Regions from separate parts of the Mus musculus genome. Here region 1 is linked to region 2. Evidence: chromatin loops called from intact Hi-C (ENCODE). Cell type or tissue: left cerebral cortex. All regions are shown on one strand. Each heading gives the region's core, and the rest is flanking DNA. Links, peaks and the distances in the headings are about the cores only.

What was found. Hi-C counts contacts between places; a loop is a spot of excess contacts. Peaks named below come from ENCODE experiments on the same cell type or tissue, not always from the same donor. Only the 100,000 strongest peaks of a DNase experiment are listed, where the experiment ranks them.
Region 1: it touches region 2 in a loop (1.9-fold over the local background); 8 of 42 quality-filtered maps call a loop at or near these places.

Annotation. Positions count from the first base shown.
Region 1 is chr14:20,441,137-20,451,027 of GRCm38, reverse strand. Cfap70 (cilia and flagella associated protein 70) reads left to right here. Exons shown (of 29, transcript NM_029698.1): 2 at 2,371-2,473; 3 at 3,407-3,593; 4 at 7,069-7,167; 5 at 7,346-7,425. The coding sequence starts at 2,411. Among named protein-coding and RNA genes, the nearest start is that of Cfap70, 6.1 kb to the left of the region's middle. In left cerebral cortex, for the core only: no CTCF peak of the experiment used is centred there; DNase peaks (open chromatin) are centred at 3,657 and 3,940; H3K27ac peaks cover 279 bases.
Region 2 is chr14:20,388,073-20,397,963 of GRCm38, reverse strand. It overlaps Mrps16 (mitochondrial ribosomal protein S16), which reads left to right and starts at 4,330. Exons shown (of 3, transcript NM_025440.3): 1 at 4,330-4,483; 2 at 5,811-6,071; 3 at 6,504-6,742. The coding sequence starts at 4,471. The coding sequence ends at 6,637. Cfap70 (cilia and flagella associated protein 70) reads left to right here. Exons shown (of 29, transcript NM_029698.1): 26 at 692-781; 27 at 2,949-3,050; 28 at 3,284-3,331; 29 at 3,563-3,774. The coding sequence ends at 3,643. Dnajc9 (DnaJ heat shock protein family (Hsp40) member C9) reads left to right here and starts at 9,054. Exons shown (of 5, transcript NM_134081.5): 1 at 9,054-9,360; 2 at 9,524-9,664; 3 at 9,753-9,891. The coding sequence starts at 9,181. In left cerebral cortex, for the core only: a CTCF peak has its summit at 4,387 (motif pointing right); a DNase peak (open chromatin) is centred at 4,268; H3K4me3 peaks cover 1,821 bases; H3K27ac peaks cover 1,518 bases.

The sequences.
Region 1 (9,891 bases), core at 413-8,412, 54 kb before region 2:
AGTATGCACAGATGCACAGGTCCTCAGAGATATGTTCTACTTCAGATTTCAAATTTATTTTCAGTAAACACACAAAACAAATCTACGACAGATCTACATATCTCAGTCCTTGTACTTAATTTAGATTCTTTCTCCCATTTGCCTGACTTTTCTCTTCCCTTCCCTTCCCTCCCTCAACCCCAAACAGTCCCACATCTGCTTTCCTGTAATGTGTGTTTAAACCTAGGTGCTGCCTAGGGGAGGGAAGATGTGGTATTTGTCTCTTTTCCCTTGCATTATCCTTCTTTATCCCTCCTCCCTTTGTACCCTCCTTCTACACACCCACTTCTATCTCTTGTCATGTATATATTACATATTTAAATATAAATACTTCATATGAGAGAAAATACACAGATTTGTCTTTCTGAATCTAAGTTCATTATTCTTTACACTTTACTGTATATATAATATATATGGTTCTTTTTTGTATTTCTTCTTCTTTTTTTTTTTCTTCTCAAGACAGGGTTTCTCTGTATAGCCCTGATTGTCCTGGACCTCACTCTGTAGACCAAGCTGGCCTCAAACTCAGAAATCCTCCTGCCTCTGCCTCCCACGTGCTGGGATTAAAGGAGTGTGCCACCACTATCTGGCTAATGTATATGGTTCTTATATAATATTTTCTCCATTCGTCTTGTGAGCTTCCAGGCTGGTTCCATACCTTGGTTCTTGTGAATAGTGATACAATGGACATGAGGTACAAATGTCTCTGTGTATGATGGATAATATGACAATTTTATTTCTTCCTTTTTCATATGTATGGGTGTTTTGCGCGAATGTATGTCTGTGCACCACATAACATCTCTGGTGTCCTTGGAGGTCAGAAGAGGGCATCAGATCCAGTGGATCTGGAATTTACAGAGAGTTGTGAGCCACCATGTAGGTGCTGGGATGGACCCTGAGTTCCCAGAAGAGCAGCCGGTGCTCTTCACCCTCAGCCATGTCTCTCACTTGCCATTATTACTTTTGTGAGGAACCTCCATATGGATTTTCATAGTGGCTGTGCTAGTTTACTTTCCTGGCAGTGGTGTGCAAGGCTTTTCCTCATCATATTTCACTTTGGATTGAAGTAGAAAACCCAATCTTTAAGATGAGTGAGTGAGAGAGAGAGAGAGAGAGAGAGAGAGAGAGAGAGAGAGAGAGAGAGGCGTGCAGGGGGAGGAGGAGGGATGGTTCCCTTGGCAGTCCTTACACAGTGTGCATCCCTGAAGGCCGGGATTCCACCCCTAGCACAGCATACTCTTAAATAATCCCAGGAGGTAGAGGTAGGGGAAATTAGGAGTTCAAAATCAGCCTTAGCTATCTTAGTTTCTTTTTTGTTTTTGTGGTTTTTTCTTTGAACTGTGATAGAATACTCTGACAGTGGTGACTTACGGTGGAAAGGCTTGTTCTTAGCCCACAGTTCCAGGTTACAGTCCATCATGGTGGTGAACCTAGTCACACTTGTCAGCCATCAAAGAGAAGCGTGTGCTGCGGCTAGTGCTCAGCTGGCTTTCTCTCTTCATACAGGAGCCCAAGGCCAGGGAGTGGAGCCCCCAAGACGAGGGAGTGGAGCCCCACCGGAGCTCAGTCTCTCCACTTCAGCATGACCAAAACTAGCTCCTACAGGCACACAACTTCAGGAGTGTAGAGAGTTCTCAAGCTGACAGTACTAACTTTCACAGGGCTAGCCTAGGCTATATGAGATCCTGTCTCAAAACAAGCATACATTTATTATCTATCTGTCTGTCTGTCTATCTATCTATCTATCTATCTATCTATCTATCTATCTATCTATCTATCTATCTGGTGGGAAGGGTTTGTCTGTGTAGCCCTGGGTGACTGGTTTTGAACTCACTATGTAGACCAGGTTGCCCTAGAACTCACAATCCTCCAGCCTCAGCTTCCTGCATGTCAAAGTTACAGGGGTATATGCTGTCACACCTGGACAACAGTTTAGCTTTGAAATTGTCTGTAAAAGTATTTGAAAATATCGATGTAGAGACCTAAGCCTTTGCCGTTCCAAGTTTCCATAGACCTGGGACATAATCTTGGAAGGGAGCCTCCCATACGTGGGAACGTGGGTGGAAGGAACAGTGAGTGATGGCCGTCCCAGTCTCTGCCTTCTGATCATTTGCATTTCATGGACCACTTATGTGTTGAGGGACTTTTAACATCAATTAGTGGAGCCAGGCCTATGGCGACTTCCTGTCCAGCAGCCGAGGTGGCAAAGAGTGGGCTAAAAAGTGGGTTAAGCAGGGATAAGCAATGCTAGCCTGTAATGTGTCTGCAGCTCCTGTGGTCCTGGGTACGATGTTGTCCACGAGGAAACAAACTCATCTGTTATCTTCATAGAGGCCAAAGAAGACCAGAGAGACTTTGACCAAGTGCAGACATGGACCAGACGTCAAGCACAACGAAAATTGTGCACATTACTGTGACAAATGGATATGATTTGGTAAATTGACTCTTGAAAGCCCAGAGTCCCTATTTAGAGCACGGGGACTGGGGGGGTGGGGGTGGGGCAAGACCAAAGTTCTGTGTAATCTCCCTCTAAGCAGAGTGAGCTTCTCAAGGTGTTCCGTGGTGGTAGTCTGTACTCTGCGAGTCATCTTGCGGCATGTCTAGAATAGAATACCTGGCCTTTTGAATGCTAAATTTAGCAAGGTTTAAACAAATCATTTCTGTTTTGCTATGTAATTTCTTCCCCCTTACCCTTTCTTCTGAGACAGAGGTTCACTAGCTGAGCCTCCCTCAAATTCACAGCAATCCTTCAGTTTCAACCTCCTAGTTGCTGAAATTACAGCTCAAGCCACACCATCTGACTTAGAATTCCTTTCTTCTGAAAAGGATCTAAACTATTCCTGCATTCTCCATCTGAGTAATCTCATTTCAGGATCTCAAATAATAGACCTCTAATAACCACTAAGAATTAGGTGAATAATAAAATGGGAAAATATTCAATGTCCTGAAGTTTACAGAGCTGTTGTTTAAAAGGGCATAGTTAATAAGTTGTTTGTTTAATAATGCACATATAAAAATATATACATGTTAACGGGACAGTGGTGGTGCACGCCTTTAATCCCAGCACTTGGGAGGCAGAGGCAGGCAGATTTCCGAGTTCGAGGCCAGCCTGGTCTACAGAGTGAATTCTAGGACAGCCAGGGCTACACAGAGAAACCCTGTCTTGAAAAACCAATATATATATATATATATATATATATATATATATATATATATATATATATATTCACAGAAGCATAAAATATATTCTAAATGTTAATAGTCCCTGCACAATAAAGCCGCAGGATTTTATTTCCCTGTGTAGTTTTTTCTCACTTTTTAAAGATGTATGGCATTTGAAACTGTAACATGATGTTTGTGCCCACAGAAAGGCTTCAAAGGAGACACCCCAGTTACTTTTGTCCGTGCAGAATTCAACCAGACAGTTCTTGGAGACTCTTCAAAAGTCACTGTCTCTCCCGAAGGAACTGCAAAGTACAACTTTACTAGCAACATTGACCTCAGCCCAGATGGAGGCGGTGCCTTAGATGACCTCGCCCACAAGCCTTTATTCTGTAAGTCTCGTGGTTCTAAGTGCCTTGCAAGGAGCTTCTGAGCGCGGAGTCCCGGGGATGGGCGAAGTGCCAGCTTCACCGCCCCGCTCCCGCTCACCCACTCCCTCAGTCCTCCTCCCAATCCTTACCATTGCCAGGCTTTAGGGAGAAATGATTTTTAAGGAAGAAAAACCCAAAGAACTTGATACAAGCTTTAAAATCACCCATTGTTTATTTGACATTCAAGCCTAACTGGGTATCCTGTATTACCTGTGCTTTTGTATATACACCATCAAGAGTGGCCATTTTTCATTTGCCTCTCTGGCTAAATTTTCAATTCCTAGAAATATCTGTAGCATAACAAGCATTCAGAGTCTCTGTGGAGTGAGGCAGATGGAAAGATGAGTGGTTTCTGCGTCTGTGTTTTCCTGGTTTCCATGTAGACTTTATGTCTTTGTAGCTGATGTAATTTGTTGCACTGTTTGCTAGGTCTTTTACTTTGTTTCGTTTTAATCTGCTCTCCCCTCCCCCTTTCCCTCCCTCTCTCTTTCTGTGTATGTGTGTGTGTTGTGCGCACATGTATTTTGGTGCATATGTGAGTGAGGAGGCCAAGGATCAATGTTAGGTGTCTTCCTGTATTACTGTTCACCTTGGCTTTGGAGATAGGGTCTCTCCTTGGCTATCCAATTAGTTCCAGGAATCTACCTATGTCAAGATTGCCCGCCCCCACCCCACCCCTACCCTAACCACAACCATGGCATCTCATATAAAATCATTTATTTGTAGCTTGTTTACATTCAGGATTTAGTTCATTGTCGTCATGGTGGAAAGTATGGCAGCTCACAGGCAGACATGGTGCTGGAGAAGGAGCTCAGAGTTCTACATCCAGATCAGGAGGCAGCAGGAAGAGAAAGAGATTCTAGGCCTGGCTTGAGCATTTGAAACCCCAAAATCCACTCTCAGTGACACACTTCCTCCAACCAGGCCATACCTCCTCCAACCAGGCCACACCTCCTCCAACCAGGCCACACCTCCTAATGCCACTCTGTGAGCATTCAAGTATATGAGCCAATGGGGGGTCATTCTTATTCAACCCACATATGCTTGCCACAGGCTCCCAAGTTTTATGTGGGTGCTAGTCAGGGTCTCATGAAGACTAGGTGGTAGAATACTTGCCTAGTGTGCACTGAGGAAACTGACTACTCTGAAGGGTAGGCCGCATGCCCAGGGTAGCTGGCCAATAGGAAATGTATTCAATGGCATCTTTGGAGATTCATTGTCTCATAATATCATATGAGGGCTTTTTATTATTCTAACATTTTAATTTTTATGTTACATTTTTTTAACCCTACAGGTCCTTTGCACAGACATTATGCCTTCCAGTCTAGTGGGTTTGCTTTTTTTTTTTTATGAGATTGTTGGGTGTGCAAACAAGTGGGTTTCTCTAGCTACATCAGGTTCTTTTGCCTTTCCTTGGTTTCTTTTCCTTTTGCTTGTTTGTTTTGTTCTATTCCAATGTGTTAGTTTTTATTTCATCATATTATATTACAGTACATTATATTATATTATGTATCCTTGGAAGTCTGTTTTCTAATGAGAGACAGAAACAGGGTGGATACAGAAGTGGGGAGAAGCTGGGATAAATATGGGAGGGTGTGGCGGTTTTAATGAAAATGGCCTCCAAAGGATCAAAGGAAGTGGCTTTATTTGAAAGAATCAGGATGTGCAGCTTCTTGGTAGGCGTGATCTTGTTAGAGGACGTGTGTCACCACAGAGGGGTGGGCTTTGAGGATTCAGAAGCTCAAGCCAAGCCCAGTGTCTCTTCCTGCTGCCTGCTGATCCAGATGTAGGACTCTCAGCGCCTTCTTCAGCACCATGTCTGCCTGTAATCCTGCCATGTTTCCCGCCATGACAGTGATGGATTAAACCTCTGAAACTGTAATGCAGCCCCAATAAAATGTATGCCTTTATAAGAGTTGCTATGGTCCTGGTGTCTCTTCACAGTAATAAACGCCTAACTAAGAAAGAAGGGAACTGTAATTGGGATACATTGCATTGGGGGAGGGGGTTCTTCAATAAAGGGAAAGAACTATAGTTAGATAATGAAAACTGATAACTAAGAGGAAACTCATCTAATTGACTCTCATTATTAAATGTTGGACTGAAAAGAATTAATGTTCAAATACCTAAAATATAGTATTCAGATATCTGGAAAACCAAAATGAAAAAAAAAATGCTTCTACTTGGAAGGCAAAGGCATGTGGATCTCTGTGAATTTGAGGCCAGTCTGGTGTATATACTGAGTTCCAGAACAGCCAGACATCAGCGTGATACCCTGTCTAAAAAAAATTAAAAAAAAAAAAAAAAGAAAGGAAGGGGAAAGAAAAGAAAAGGGCTTCATAAGATGAGTTGTACACTGTAAACAAAACCTATGGAACATTTTTTGATTTTTGAGACAGAGTTTGTCTGTGTATCCTGGAACTTACTCTGTAGACCAAGCTGGCCTCAAATTCACATAGATCCTCCTGCCTCTGCCTCCCGAGTACACACCACCACTGCTGGTCTCATAGGGTATTTTTTAAATCAGTGATTGATATTGGAGGGCCCAGTCCATTGTGGGTGGTGTCATCCCTGGGCTGATGGTCCTGGATTCTAGAAGAAAGCAGGCTAAGCAAGCCACGAGGAGCAAGCCAGTAGGCAGCACCCCTCCATGGCCTCTGCATCAGCTCCTGCCACCAGGTTCCTGCCCTGACTTCCTTTGATGATAAACAGTGATGTGGACTGTAAGCCAGATAAATACTTTTCTCCCCAAGTTGCTTTGGTCATGGTGTTTCACCACAGCCACGATAACCCTAACTAAGACAGTAGGCACACCTGTAATCCCAGGACTCAGGAAGTGGAGGAGGAAGGATCAGGAGTTCACGGTCATCCTTGGCTATACGGTGAGTTTGAGGAAAGTCTGAGATACGTGAGGTCCTAGCTAAAAATGTTAATTTCTAAAGAATTTCCAAGAAACACAGTTTCACCATTAGTCCAGGCTGACCTTGAACTTGCAAGTCTTTCTTCCACCACCTCTGTCGTTAATCTTTAATGATAACTATGATAGGAAGCAGTGGTGCTTTCTGATGCTAAGGAGTAGTAGCTTTGTGGCCAGCAGCTGTGTGCATCATGCCTTTACACATATGTTCTGCGTGACTCCGAGGTACTATCTATTCCGTGTAATTCATGGCAGAAAGTTCAGAAGTCACAGAGCAAGTGACTTCCCACTGGCTCCCACTAGTCCCCGATGCACCTTCCTGGATTTCGGGATAATTGTGCTGCTGCTGTTGTTGGTGTCCGTCCTGGAATCTGAAGCCTCAAGCAAGCGTTCTTTTCATTGCGCTATACATCCCATGACAGAATTCACTTTCTCTAACTTAGACTTTGCTTGCCAAGGCTTTGTTGTCTGGTGGAGTGGTTAGAAATGCTCTCATTTTCTTTGCTTTGACTTTTCTAGTAACGGTGACTGAAGTTTTGCCAAAGGAAAAGAAACAGAAAGATGAAAAGACCTTAATTCTTGGCCAAGCTGTGGTGGATCTTCTTCCTTTACTAGAAGGTCAGAGGTATACTCTATCCAAAAGCAAAAAATAGCAAAACTCATAAAACCTACACCCCGTAATGTGTGAAACCCAGCCTCCTTAACTTTGAAGGAGTTTAGTGGAAGATGAAGACATGACTGTGCCATAACAGCTTTGATCTGACCCTTTGTTCTCTGGCTCAACTTGACCTTACAGGAGAGGAGTCATTTGAAACAACGGTCCCATTACACCCTGTGCCTGGGTCACCCTTGGAAACTCCTTTGCCAGGCTCTAAGGTAACCCGAGTTTTAAGTCTTAGTGTTTTCAGCCTGCCTCATAGTCCAGATATAAGGTCCAGGGCAGGTGAGTGCAATGCACTGGTCACTTCCTTTCACAATACTGATGGTGCTGGTTTCTGGTAAGCAGGGACAAATAAACTAAGCCCCACCCCATGGTTTATCACCCAGTGTGATGAACTGACGAGGCAAAGAGCAAGTATTGGCTACTTCATCCAGAAGTATGTTATGGAAGGCTTAGCTATGGAAATGCTTGTTGTTGTTGTTGTTAAATATTTATTTATTTAATATATGTGAGCACACTGTAGCTATCTTCAGACACACCAGAAGAGGGCATCGAATCCCATTACAGATGGTTGTGAGCCACCACGTGGTTGCTGGGAATTGAACTCAGGACCCCTGGAAGAGCAGTCAGTGCTCTTAACTGCTGAGCCATCTCTCCAGCCCTGGAAATGCTTCTTGAGCTATGTGCCTGTGGGTTAAATTACATATGACAGTATACTGCCCGAATTACATATGACAGTATACTGCCCGCCCGGGTAGACATAGCAGCTTGCCTCTGGTTTTTTGTTTTGTTTTCTGAGACAGGTTTTCTCTGTGTAGCCCTGGCTGTCCTGGAACTCATTTTGTAGACCAGGCTGGCCTTGAACTCAGAAATCCACCTGCCTCTGCCTCCCAAGTGCTGGGATTAAAGGCATGCACCACCACTGCCCAGCTTGGTTGAAGACTTCTAATTCAATAGTGCCAGCCAACACCATGTCCTGAATTTCAGAATGTGAGACTGCACTGCACTGGAATCTCTGCAGTGGCACCCTATAAACATCTAAGACACAGCATTCTAACCCTGAACTCACGCTCTTCCCCTAAACTTGCTCTTTCTTTCCTCTTAGTGTCTCAGGCCCATGGCTTTGCCCATCCATGAAATTACATGACAGGATCTAAGTGGCAGCCACGGATCCTGACGACCGGTCTCCCAGTCCAGCCTCATTAGAGCCTTTATTCCGTTTCCCTACTCGATGCTCCTTACCGCAGCTTTCATCGGGTCCTGGGCATAATCTTGGCACTTGACCTCCCCCCTCCCCCACTCCAGCCTTCCCGCTGCTTACACAGTAACTTAAAAGCAAATCTGATTACATCGTCTCCCTGCCTAGTGTGGCTCAGGACTTATCCACTGTGTGCGTCACGGTCCAGATCCGTCTCCCAGTTGATTGACGTGACTCACGGCACCTATGCATTTCGTTCCAGTAACCCGAACTGTGCCCTTACCTCTGCCTGAAGGCGGCACACTGTTTCAGCCCTTTACTGTAACTTTTCTTTGGACCAAGAATTATTATTTTTTTAATTGGATATTTTCTTAATTTACATTTCAAATTGGTCTCCCCTTCGGAAACCCCCTAATCCCTCCCCCTCCCCCTGCCTCTATGAGGGTGCTCCCCCAGTCACCCACCTACTCCTGTCTGCCCACCCTGCCATTTCCCTACACTGGGGCATCGACCCCCTTAGGCCCAGGGGCTGCTCCTCCCACTGACGTCTGACAAGGCCATCCTCTCGGAGCCATGGGATGGACCTTGAATTTTTTTTTTTTATTTCCCTTGTTGATCCAAGCCACAGACTCCTTGATATCCTGTGAAAGCAGGATCTGATAGCGTTGTTTCCTCATCTTCTACAACCCAATAATTAGTTATCCTCTCCCTCTCTGGTGCTTCCCAACAGCAGTATTCTGTGCAGGACTTGTCATAACTCATTAAACTGTAATATGAGTTTCATAATGAAAGGGAAAGTGTCTTCTTCTTCATCACCAGCACATTATTAGCAATCAATACACATTTAAAGGGCCAGTGAGATGGCTCAGTGGGAAACACACTTGGGTGCCAGGGGACCTACATAGTAGAGGGAGAAAACCAACTCCCATAAGTTGCCCTCTGACCACCTACCCATTCATATAAGTAAATAATAATTTTAAATATATAATTTTAAAATTGTAAATGCATATTTAAACCTTTTATTGTATTGTGTGTGAGAGTGTTAGGTGTGCGTGTACACACACACACACAAAAACACTTGAAAATATCTTACTATAAAACACTACATTTAAATTATAATAAATAATCATACAAGAGTGAGTATGGTGATACGTGTCTTCAATCCCAGCACTTGGGAGGCAGAAGCAGGTAGATCTCCATGAGTCTGAGGCTAGGCTGGCGTATATAGTGAGTTCCAAGCCCACCAGTGCTACATAGTGAGGCCCTGTATAATGATAGCAACGATGATGATGATGATGAAGGTATAGAGATGATGGAGATGTAGATGGCTTATGTGTAAGGACCCAACTGCAAATTCCTAGAATCCATGGAAAGCCAGACATGAGCCTTCATATCCCAGTGGAAAGTGAAAACATATCCAAGGTTGCCCTTTAATCTTCACGTGCTCACAGTGGTACATACATGCCTGAACACATATGCACAC
Region 2 (9,891 bases), core at 899-8,898:
ACCACATAAAACTGGGTGTGGCAGCACATCCTGTAGTTCCTGCTTCCAGGAGACAGAGCTTGGAGAATCAGCTGGCTAAGGTCATCCTGGGCCACACAGCAATTCTGTGGTCAGTCTGGGCTATGAGATGTTGTCTTATCCTCACCCACACTAAAAGGAAAGAAACGGTAACTTATTATAAGACTGTCTTTGAACTTCTGGACTCAAAATCCTCTCGCCTCAACTCTTAGAAGCTGGGCAGCTAGAGATGTAGGCATTGCATCTGGATGAAAGTGACTTTTGAATTTCTCCAAATATCTTCTGTGGTACCATTAAGACGTCTGCTAGGGAAACAGGTTCTCAGAGGGACCAAAGACTCGGTGTCTGCCATCCCCACCACATGGTGCCACTTCTAAGTGAAAAGATCTACTCCGCACAGTCTAGACAGAATTCAAATAACCACTGTGCTTGCCCAAAAATGTCCTGTGTGAGTCCCTCCTGAATCCTTGGATCTGTTCCCAGGTGAAACGCGACCTATCATTTGGCTTCCTCACCCCTCCCCACCCTCTTGCAACGGCTCCTTTGAAGTATTCATGGAAATATCATCCAAGGACTCACTGTGTTCCAGACTATTCTGAAGCAAAACTGCCAAGAAGCTCACAGTTACCCTAACAACATGGTATTTAAGCTTATCGCTCCTTTCTTTTGCCAGTATGAAAACGCAAAGAGAACGTACATGCATGCCTGTAAGAGATCACCTTCGTGCCTCACTTGGCTAGGACTAGGGATTGCCTGTTACCGGGTAAGAGAGCAGAGGCCCGGGGGTCCTCCAAGTGGATTGTGGGGGCTTATGGGGATGGTGGGATGGCAGTGGTCTAATGAAAAAACTGTACTTCAAAATTGTTCATGAACAGAAACCTGGACTAGGAAACTAAAAATATCTTAAAAAAACAAAACAAAACAAAACAAAACAAAAAACCATGAAAACCTGGCCTGAGGAATCTGAGATGTAGAGAGACAGAGGGTAGCTCCCAGGCCCACACAAGCAGCTGTAGCGTCAATGTTTTTCTTTAAGTCTTTTTTTTTTTTTTTTTTTTTTTTAAATCAAGGACTGTTTGAAATTGTCCTTAGTTGTAAAGAGAAGAAAATGCCTTCCCATCACTGTCACCCTGATTCGGCAGTCATTAGCTTTAGATGCTCATTGTCTTCATCTTTGTCCCAGGGTTTCTCGCTAGAGCCTTTCAAGGTGAATTTTAGACATGAGACATCTCATCTGCAAATCCCTTAACATGGTCAGACTTGAATATAATTCCTGTCTTGCCTAGTACTAAAGATGGAGTTCTCCCATACCCAGGATGGTCTCAAACTCACTACCACAGATAACAATGAACTCTCAAGCTCTCTCTCTTACCTACCAAAACTGGGATGACAGACACAGGATTTTCTACCTAAACCATGATGTTATTGGCATCTGTCATGTTCACAGAGTCCCTGCCTGAGGCTGGGGATACCACCTTCAGAGCTGTCAACATGCCTTTGATCCCATCAATCAGGAGGCAGAGGCCAGGTAGTTCTCTATGAAGCCAAGGCCAGCCTGGTCTATACAGCAAGTTCCAGGCCAGCCAGGGCTACAGTAAGATCCTGTCTCAAGAAAAAAAAGTTGTTTTCTGTGCGTGTGCTCCATCACACCCCACACCTTTATCCCTCTTGATCTTGTGCCTCTAACAAACTCCAACTTACCCCTCATGGTCCATTTTAGTGATGTTTCTTCTCTGAGGCCATTTTTCTTCAGTCTTAGGGTAGATCTGATACTATTTCTTTGTGTCACCTTTAGGTCATAAGTGTACTTTTGCTCTGGAAATATTTATTTTGTAGAACTGTTTATGTATTTGATTTTTCATTATATTTGTTTATTTATCTACCAGTGAGGTCTCTGAGGGCAGGGGCTGTATATGTACATACATACTTTAATTCTTAGTATCATGTATATTGCTGAGCAGAGTACACTTCAGCAAATGTATGTCGACTGAATACATGTCTGTAAAACTTAAGGTGTGAGTCAAAACATGGACATGGCTGGAAAGCTGTGCTTCATATTTTCACAGCCTTTGAAACTCACTGTTCTTTTAACACAGAAAACAAACAGAAAACAAAATCTTGGCCTGGGGGCTCATAAATACAATCCCAATTCCTGATCAGCTGAGGAAGGAAGATAGTTTCAAGTTCAAGGCTAGCCTGAAATACCTGAGTTTCCAGCCATAAGTTTCACTAACAGGAACACTCAGTCTCTAAATAATTTAAAAAACAAAAATAAACAAAAAATGAGAGGAAAGATATATACCTACCATATATCCATCCACAAATAATGTTTTTTAATAGTTACATAATTATGTAGGACATATAAAGTATATGCTACATATGAATTCAGAAACACTGGTGAATTTTGAAGGTTTTTTTTTGTTTTTGTTTTTGTTTTTTTTTTGAGTAGCACTGGTATAGGTCGTGGACATCTATTGGTTGAATAGCAGATTCATCTAAGCTGACTCTAGTTGTGTTTTATGAAGTAGAAAAGAGGCCAGGATATGTTTTGGTAGAGGTGTGGTATAGTGAGGTGGGAGAGGTTGCCTCTGTGGGCCCATGCTGAGGCACCCCTTCCCCCTGAGGGACCAGCCACACAACAGATACAGTATAGAATAGAGTTTATTTAGGGCATGTGTAAGGGAGTTGAGAAAGTAGTAGAGACAGAGAAAGGGGGGGGGGCGGGGAGGGAAGAAGAGGAGAAGAGGGAAGGCCAGAATCATTGAGAGAGAGAGAGAGAGCAAAGAGAGGAGCTCCTTTCATAGTAAACTAGGCATACCTGGCAATTGCCAGGTAACCGTGGGGTGGAGCCTAGAAGGAATTCTAACAACTCTACTATGCTTAAGTGGAAACCAATTTGGACTGTATCTCCTAACTCTCTCTCTGCCAAGCTGGAGGAGCTCACGGAAGCTGAGGATGCTCTGTCTGAAGCCAACGCGTTGAATAACTGCAACGCCGAAGTGTGGGCCTATCTGGCTCTGGTCTGCCTGAAAGTGAGTGTTTCTTATTGTCCCTTCACAAGGCCCTCTCAGGGGTCAGGTGAAGGCCCAACTAAGAAAGAAAGGTAAGCTGGCTGTTAGCACACAGCAACTGAAGTTGGAAGAGTTCCAGATTTGTCTCTACTGATGACAAGGAGAATGTTCTGGGCGGTTCCTCCTTGAGATGGATGTGGTCAGTAACCTCCGATTCACATTTTACTAGGAAAGATGTTAATTGCTTCTTTCAGGTTGGACGACAACTGGAAGCAGAGCAGGCTTATAAGTACACAATAAAGGTATGCGACAGCTGATTGCCATTCTGAGAGTGTACAGACCATGAGAGCGCTCAGTGCCTGATGAATTCCCACCCAAGATCCAATACATTCCAATTCTTTGAGAGCTTCCATGGTGTCGAGAATACAGGAGAGGCCCATCCCGTCCCCACAAATCTGGAGCCTCTTAAATTAGGGGTCTTCAAAGTCACCTGGTGTGTTGGACATAACTTCTTCCCTGCCTTGTTTCTGCAGCTGAAACTGAAAGACCAGGCTCTACTTGAAGAAATCCACACTGTACAGGAAATGGTTGGTTTTGGAAATCCATCTTTCTGACAGCCTTACAAGTGGATATTTAATATGGAGCCCCAAGCACGTTTCCTTTCCAAACTGTCACCAGATGAAGCCTGCCCATCCCCACCCCTTTAGTTCACATTAAAAAAATATAAACCCCAAACTCAAAATTTATCATGTTTCTGGAGTCGTATGTATAGCACATTATATTTTATATGCTCTTATGTACATGTAGCTAATTAATAGCCACTATTTGTGGGTAGATATCTGGCATAATGGTGTGACTATTAGAATTACTTTTTAAAGTTTATCTGATCACCTTGTTGGTAAGATTCCCTGGAGGTGCACAATTGCCAAAGTTCTGGACCAATGTTACTGGGGCTTGGAAATTAAGGCAACATCTTCAAAGGTGGGACCAGAATACAACTGTGCTGTGTCACACACAGTTGACAGTGGGTAAGAGAACAGAGGATATTCCGGAGGCGGGGGAACCGTCGCAGGATGGAACGGCCTGCAAGGAACTCAGCACCGCCGCGGACAGGAAAGTCTCCCGCACGCCGCAGGCACTCAGCTGAAGACCGCCAGCAGCCCACGCCTACAGACACGCCTCTTCCGTAGCAGTCAAGGATCAGTCACCGGCGCCCTGTGGCACTCCCGGCGCTCGGTTGCCCTCCCGTGCGCATTGGAAGAGAAAGCGGAAGGGGCGGGCCGATCGGCCGGAGGCTTCCGCAGAGGGCTTTCCGGCTCTGGAGTGGTGCGGACGTCGCGTCGTGTGCCCGCCGGCCGCTTGGGGGCGCTCTTCCGGGCTTCAGGCTCTGTGCCGCGGGGCTGTGCAGCGGGACAGCTGGAGAGCCGCTCGCCCAGGCACCATGGTCCAGCTCAGTGAGTGCGCGGGGCTTCCGGGCGGGCGTGGGCTGCGGCGACCCGGGCTAGGCGCGGCCACATCGCCTTCCAGCGGAGCTTCGTCTCAGTCCGTCTCGCTTTTAGCAGTGGTCTCACTGGGTAGCTCTGGCTGGCCTGGAACTCGCAGCGTAAAGACGGGCTGGCTTCGAACTCCTTCCTAGACAGACCTTTGCCTCTGCCTCCCAAAGGCCCTGTGATTAGAGGCGTGCGCCACCGCGCCCAGCCTGTCTCAGTTTTTTACCACACATCGTAGAAATCGTTTTACAGATGAGGCACCTAAGGGTAAGACAAGGTCATGGCTTAGTAAATGGTGTTAGGGTCCGAGAATTTGGAAATAATCCAATATGAAAACCAAGTTTAAACCAGCAAGCTTATTTTAAAAGCTAATATTTCGGGGAGACGGCTGGGTTCGGGGTCCAAAACGTGACAGCGTGGGGCAAGACAGGACAACCTTTTAAAACATAAAAACCACAAATTGGATGGGCTAGGGACCACATGCATGGTTTTCCATACCTGTCATTTTAAGTGGGTTACTACCGGTCAAGTACCTCAGTTGGCTTTTTTTTTTTTTTAAACTTTTTATTAGGTATTTTCCTCATTTACATTATGCTATCCCAAAAGTCCCCCATACCCACCCCCCACTCCCCTACCCACCCACTCCCCCTTTTTGGCCCTGGCGTACCCCTGTACTGGGGCATATAAAGTTTGCAAGTCCAATGGGCCTCTCTTTCCAGTGATGGCCGACTAGGCCATCTTTTGATACATATGCAGCTAGAGACAAGAGCTCCTGGGTACTGGTTAGTTCATATTGTTGTTCCACCTATAGGGTCTCAGTTGGCTTCTTAACTTGGCCTGGATTGAGGCCAGCCAGTCAGAGCCTATATAGTGGCTGGTTGGTTTCAGTCCGGACTAGTTGCTAACCAACAAGGCATAGGGTGAGATATTGTGGCCTAAGTTCATATGGGGCGCCTGGGGCCAGAAGCCATTTCTGGGAATTCAGCTGTTTCTTAGAATTTATCTTAGTACAAAGTGGAGACTATTTACAAGATGGAGTCTCCAAGGGTAAAGTGGACCCCAACCTCGGCAGGACTGTGTTATGTGGATTTGGAAAAAAGGAGGTATGTCTGGTCTGGAGGGGTTAAGGAGGAGTTTCACCCACACGATTGTATCTAAGCTGGATGGGGCAGGGCATAGATTGGAAGTGAGAACATTGCAGTAGAAGGAGGAATTGTGCCTTTACCTTATATTACCTTATATTTTGAGTCTACTAAACATTTTTGCACCCTAACGAACTATTTCTCTACAGCAACCATTTTCTGCAAAGCCTACCACGGAGGCCACCTAACCATACGCCTTGCTTTGGGTGGCTGCACCAACCGGCCTTTTTACCGCATTGTGGCTGCTCACAACAAGTGCCCCAGGGATGGCCGATTTGTGGAGCAGTTGGGCTCCTATGATCCACTACCCAACAGTCACGGAGAAAAACTAGTTGCCCTCAACCTGGACCGTATCCGGCATTGGATTGGCTGTGGGGCTCACCTCTCTAAGCCTATGGAGAAACTTCTAGGTAAACCAGCCCTGAGCTTAGATAATTTAACAGATGTTATACTGTGGTCAACTCTGTGAGGATGGAAAAGAAGAATGGTTTCTATTCCATCCAAGCTGCTCTGGACAGGAGTGGAGGGTGAAGTAGTGTAACTGCCGTTTTTTAATCTGGAGACCCCCTTTATGGTCTCCTTTAGAACACTCCAAGTGACTGGGATTTTGTGCAAAAAAAATGGGACAACTGTGTCGTGGATACCTGCCTGTCAGTTTGTTTGTTTGTTTGTTTGTTTATTAGTGAGGAGAACGGTGTTAGGAAGTAGACAGTGAGCTTAGCAAGCCAGGAGCCTATTTCTTGCCTATGCTGTTGGTCAGGTGTTGGGTTTCAGTTCTGGGAAGCAGACTCTTGGGAAACTACATGTGAGCTACATTATAATGAGAATCCTGTTGCTTTTAGGTCTGTCTGGCTTTTTCCCCCTTCATCCAATGATGATCACCAATGCTGAGAGACTACGGAGGAGGAGAGCACGAGAGGTCCTCTTAGCGTCTCAGAAAGCAGAGTCAGAGGCCAAAGAGACAGAAGCAAGCTGACTTCAGTGAACACTGCCGTGGCCGCAAAGTCAAGGGCCTGTGAAACTTGTGCATAAAGTTTTGTGTTGGGTTTTAAGGATCAATAAATGGAGTTTTCTAAGTCACGGTCCTCTGGCATAGCCTGAGCAGGAGTCAGACAGAGGTTTCTTTTGTCTGATGTTAGAGCTGGATGTAGATACCTGCTTGGCTTTCCTACCTTACCTTGTGGCATGCAGGGGGTACAGGGAGGTTTGGGCTTTGGGTTAGGCCCTGGTCACACGGGCAGCTTTACAGTTTGCTGGTATCCAGTACGTTCCTGCTTCAGAGTCCTCAGCCGAGTGTTCTTGGCTCATTCAAATGTTTTCTTTAAGACAGGGTTTTTCTCTGCAACCCTGGCTGGTGTGGAGCTTGTTTTATGTAATCTATACACCAGCCTGACCTTGAACTTGTAGTGTCCTCTGAGTGCTAGGATTACAGGGAGGGCTTCTATGCATGGCCCAAATGCTTCCTTAACCACTTGGATCATCCCAAAGGTGAAGAAGACAATCGCCTTGTGTATTGTCTGTTTCCTTGACACATGAGCTCATGTATACAAAGACTCTGATGGAAAAGTTGGGGCTTTAATAGCCTTACCTTTTTTTTTTTTTTTATTGTTTTCTTTTGTTTGTTTTTCTTTTCTGAGATTGGTTTCTCCGGAACAGAACTGACTTTGTGTGCCAGGCTGGCCACCTGCCTCTGTCTGCTGCGTGGCGGGAATGAAGGCGTCCTCCGCTACCCTTTAAAGAGTAATCAGAAGGAAGTGCATCCAAAGGCTGAGAGTCTGTCGCTGTGTGTTCTGTATCACAGCTGTGGGTCAGTCAGATCCACGGTTACAGATGAGGGAGGCTATGCTCAGGAGTAGGAAACATAACTTGAGAACAACTTGGGATTCAAACTCCGTATGTCTACCTACAAAGTATTTTCCTACATATAATGTTGCCTATATGAAAGGAAAAACAAATGATAAGACAGCCATTCCAAAGCTCACTTTAAATGCCAGTGGGAAGCCTAGAACATGGCTCAGGACGTAAAGCGCTTTATTTTTACCTTAGCTCTGAGGTACTGAGTTCACATCCTTAGACCCCATGTACTAGTTAGACAGGAAGCAAAGAGTCTGCAATAGCAGCATCCTACAGGGACATGGGACGGTGGAGAGACAAAGGAATCCTCAGACACGGGCAAGCTGGCATGCACAGTGGAGAAACAACACAGACATCTTGTGTCAAATGAGGTAGGAAGTGAAGACTGACACCTAAGGTGGTATCTGACCTCCATGTGTTAAAGCATGCACATGCCCACTCTAACCAACACATGAATGTGCACGCATACACAGAACAGTCTATGATAGAGTCGTGTTTAGGTATTGTGAGTTCAGTATGTAAATGACAGGCTGTATGAAATCAAACACACCGTCTGCCTCACAGTGCCCCAGAACCATGGGATTCTACAGCTATAAACACGAATCACAGGTTTGCTTTTACGTGCTGGTTAATGTAGGTTTTAAGTTCTAGAGTAAGGCTACATTCTTTAGGAATGTAGTGCTCTGGCCTGTTTTATCTGGATTCTGAGAATAGTTACTTATGTACATTCAGAGGTTGCTCTCCATCCAGTGTGGCTGCTGGTTTTCCTTCACTGGGCATGAAGGAACTTTGAAAGTAGGTAAGAGAGGAACTAAGTTTAGTTGGCCTTGATTTTTAGATCCGAGGAGGGGAAAAGCCGAAGAAGCACTGAACTATTTAAAATGATAGGATGGGTGGGTCAGTGCAATTAGTTTCCATTGCTGTGTGAGGTGACTGCAGCAGGTGAGTGGCGCTGATTCTGTGCTGCCAAAGATACACATCCTTTGAGATAAAAGGCATTCTTAAAAGTTGTGCTTTGTGTATTTTGATTGATACAGGCTATTCCTGCATGGACTGAGGGATTCATCCCAGATGAAGTCATCTAAGCCTATAGTTGTACTCTGAGTATCACCTTAAAAAACACATTAACCTTTGGGTTGAACATGTCAAGTTTCCCAGTTTTCCTTATTTTGTATGATTGTGTATGATTGTGTGTGTTTGTGTGTGTGTAGGCCAAAAGACAACTTGACAGAGTATGTTCTCTCCTGCCACTGTATGGGTCCCAGAGGTCGTCAGGTATGGCGGCATGCCCTCCAACCCGCTGAGCATCCTCTCCAGCCCGAGCATCCGCTCTCTATTCGGAAAACTTTCGTTGTGTCTTGTACCGTACTCTCATGTATCATTGAGCTGTGCAGGGAACTGGGAGGAAGCGCAGTAGTGGCTGGCACCGGGTGGGGCGTGCCTCCTCTCCAGAAGACGCCACCGCCGTCTCATTTTACTTCGCGGGCGAGAGCGAGGCTGCTTTGCGGCTGCCGTAAAGTGCGGCTGGCCCCGCCCCCGGCGCTTCTCCTGTGACGCAGGCGCCCAGAGTTATTTGGGCGGGAAAAGGCGGCCGGCGGTCCGCTGTCCAGCAGAGCGGCTGTGGCTACAGCTTCCCCGGGTTCGCGGAGCAGCCTCTTCCCTGGCATGGGGCTGCTGGAGCTGTGCGAGCAGGTGTTTGGCACCGCCGACCTCTACCAAGTGCTGGGCGTGCGGCGCGAGGCTTCGGACGGCGAGGTCCGACGCGGCTACCACAAAGTGTCCCTGCAAGTGCACCCCGACCGAGTAGAGGAGGACCAGAAAGAGGACGCCACCCGCCGCTTCCAGGTTTGTGGGCCCGCGTTCGGACTGCTGCCCGGACTTGTGCTCTCGCGGGGCCCCTGCTCCTAGGACAGCGCACTGCTGATCCTCGGCCTGGCATTTTTCAGCTTTTCTAGCTGCCCTGTTTCGGTGGGAGGTTCAGGATGACTTTTGGATACTCTGCTTACAGATCTTGGGAAGAGTCTACGCGGTTCTGAGTGACAAGGAACAGAAAGCAGTGTACGATGAACAGGGGACAGTGGACGAAGACTCTGCTGGCCTCAACCAAGACCGGGACTGGGATGCATATTGGAGATTACTCTTTAAAAAGGTAAAGAGCTTTAGTGGCTTTGACTAATTCTCATCATTCAGTCCACAAGAACAATTCGCGAAGTTAAAGCAATCTTCTTTGTTATTAGATATCGCTAGAGGATATCCAAGCTTTTGAAAAGACATACAAAGGCTCCGAAGAAGAGCTAAACGATATTAAGCAGGCCTATCTGGACTTCAAGGGCGACATGGACCAGATCATGGAGTCTGTACTTTGTGTACAGTACA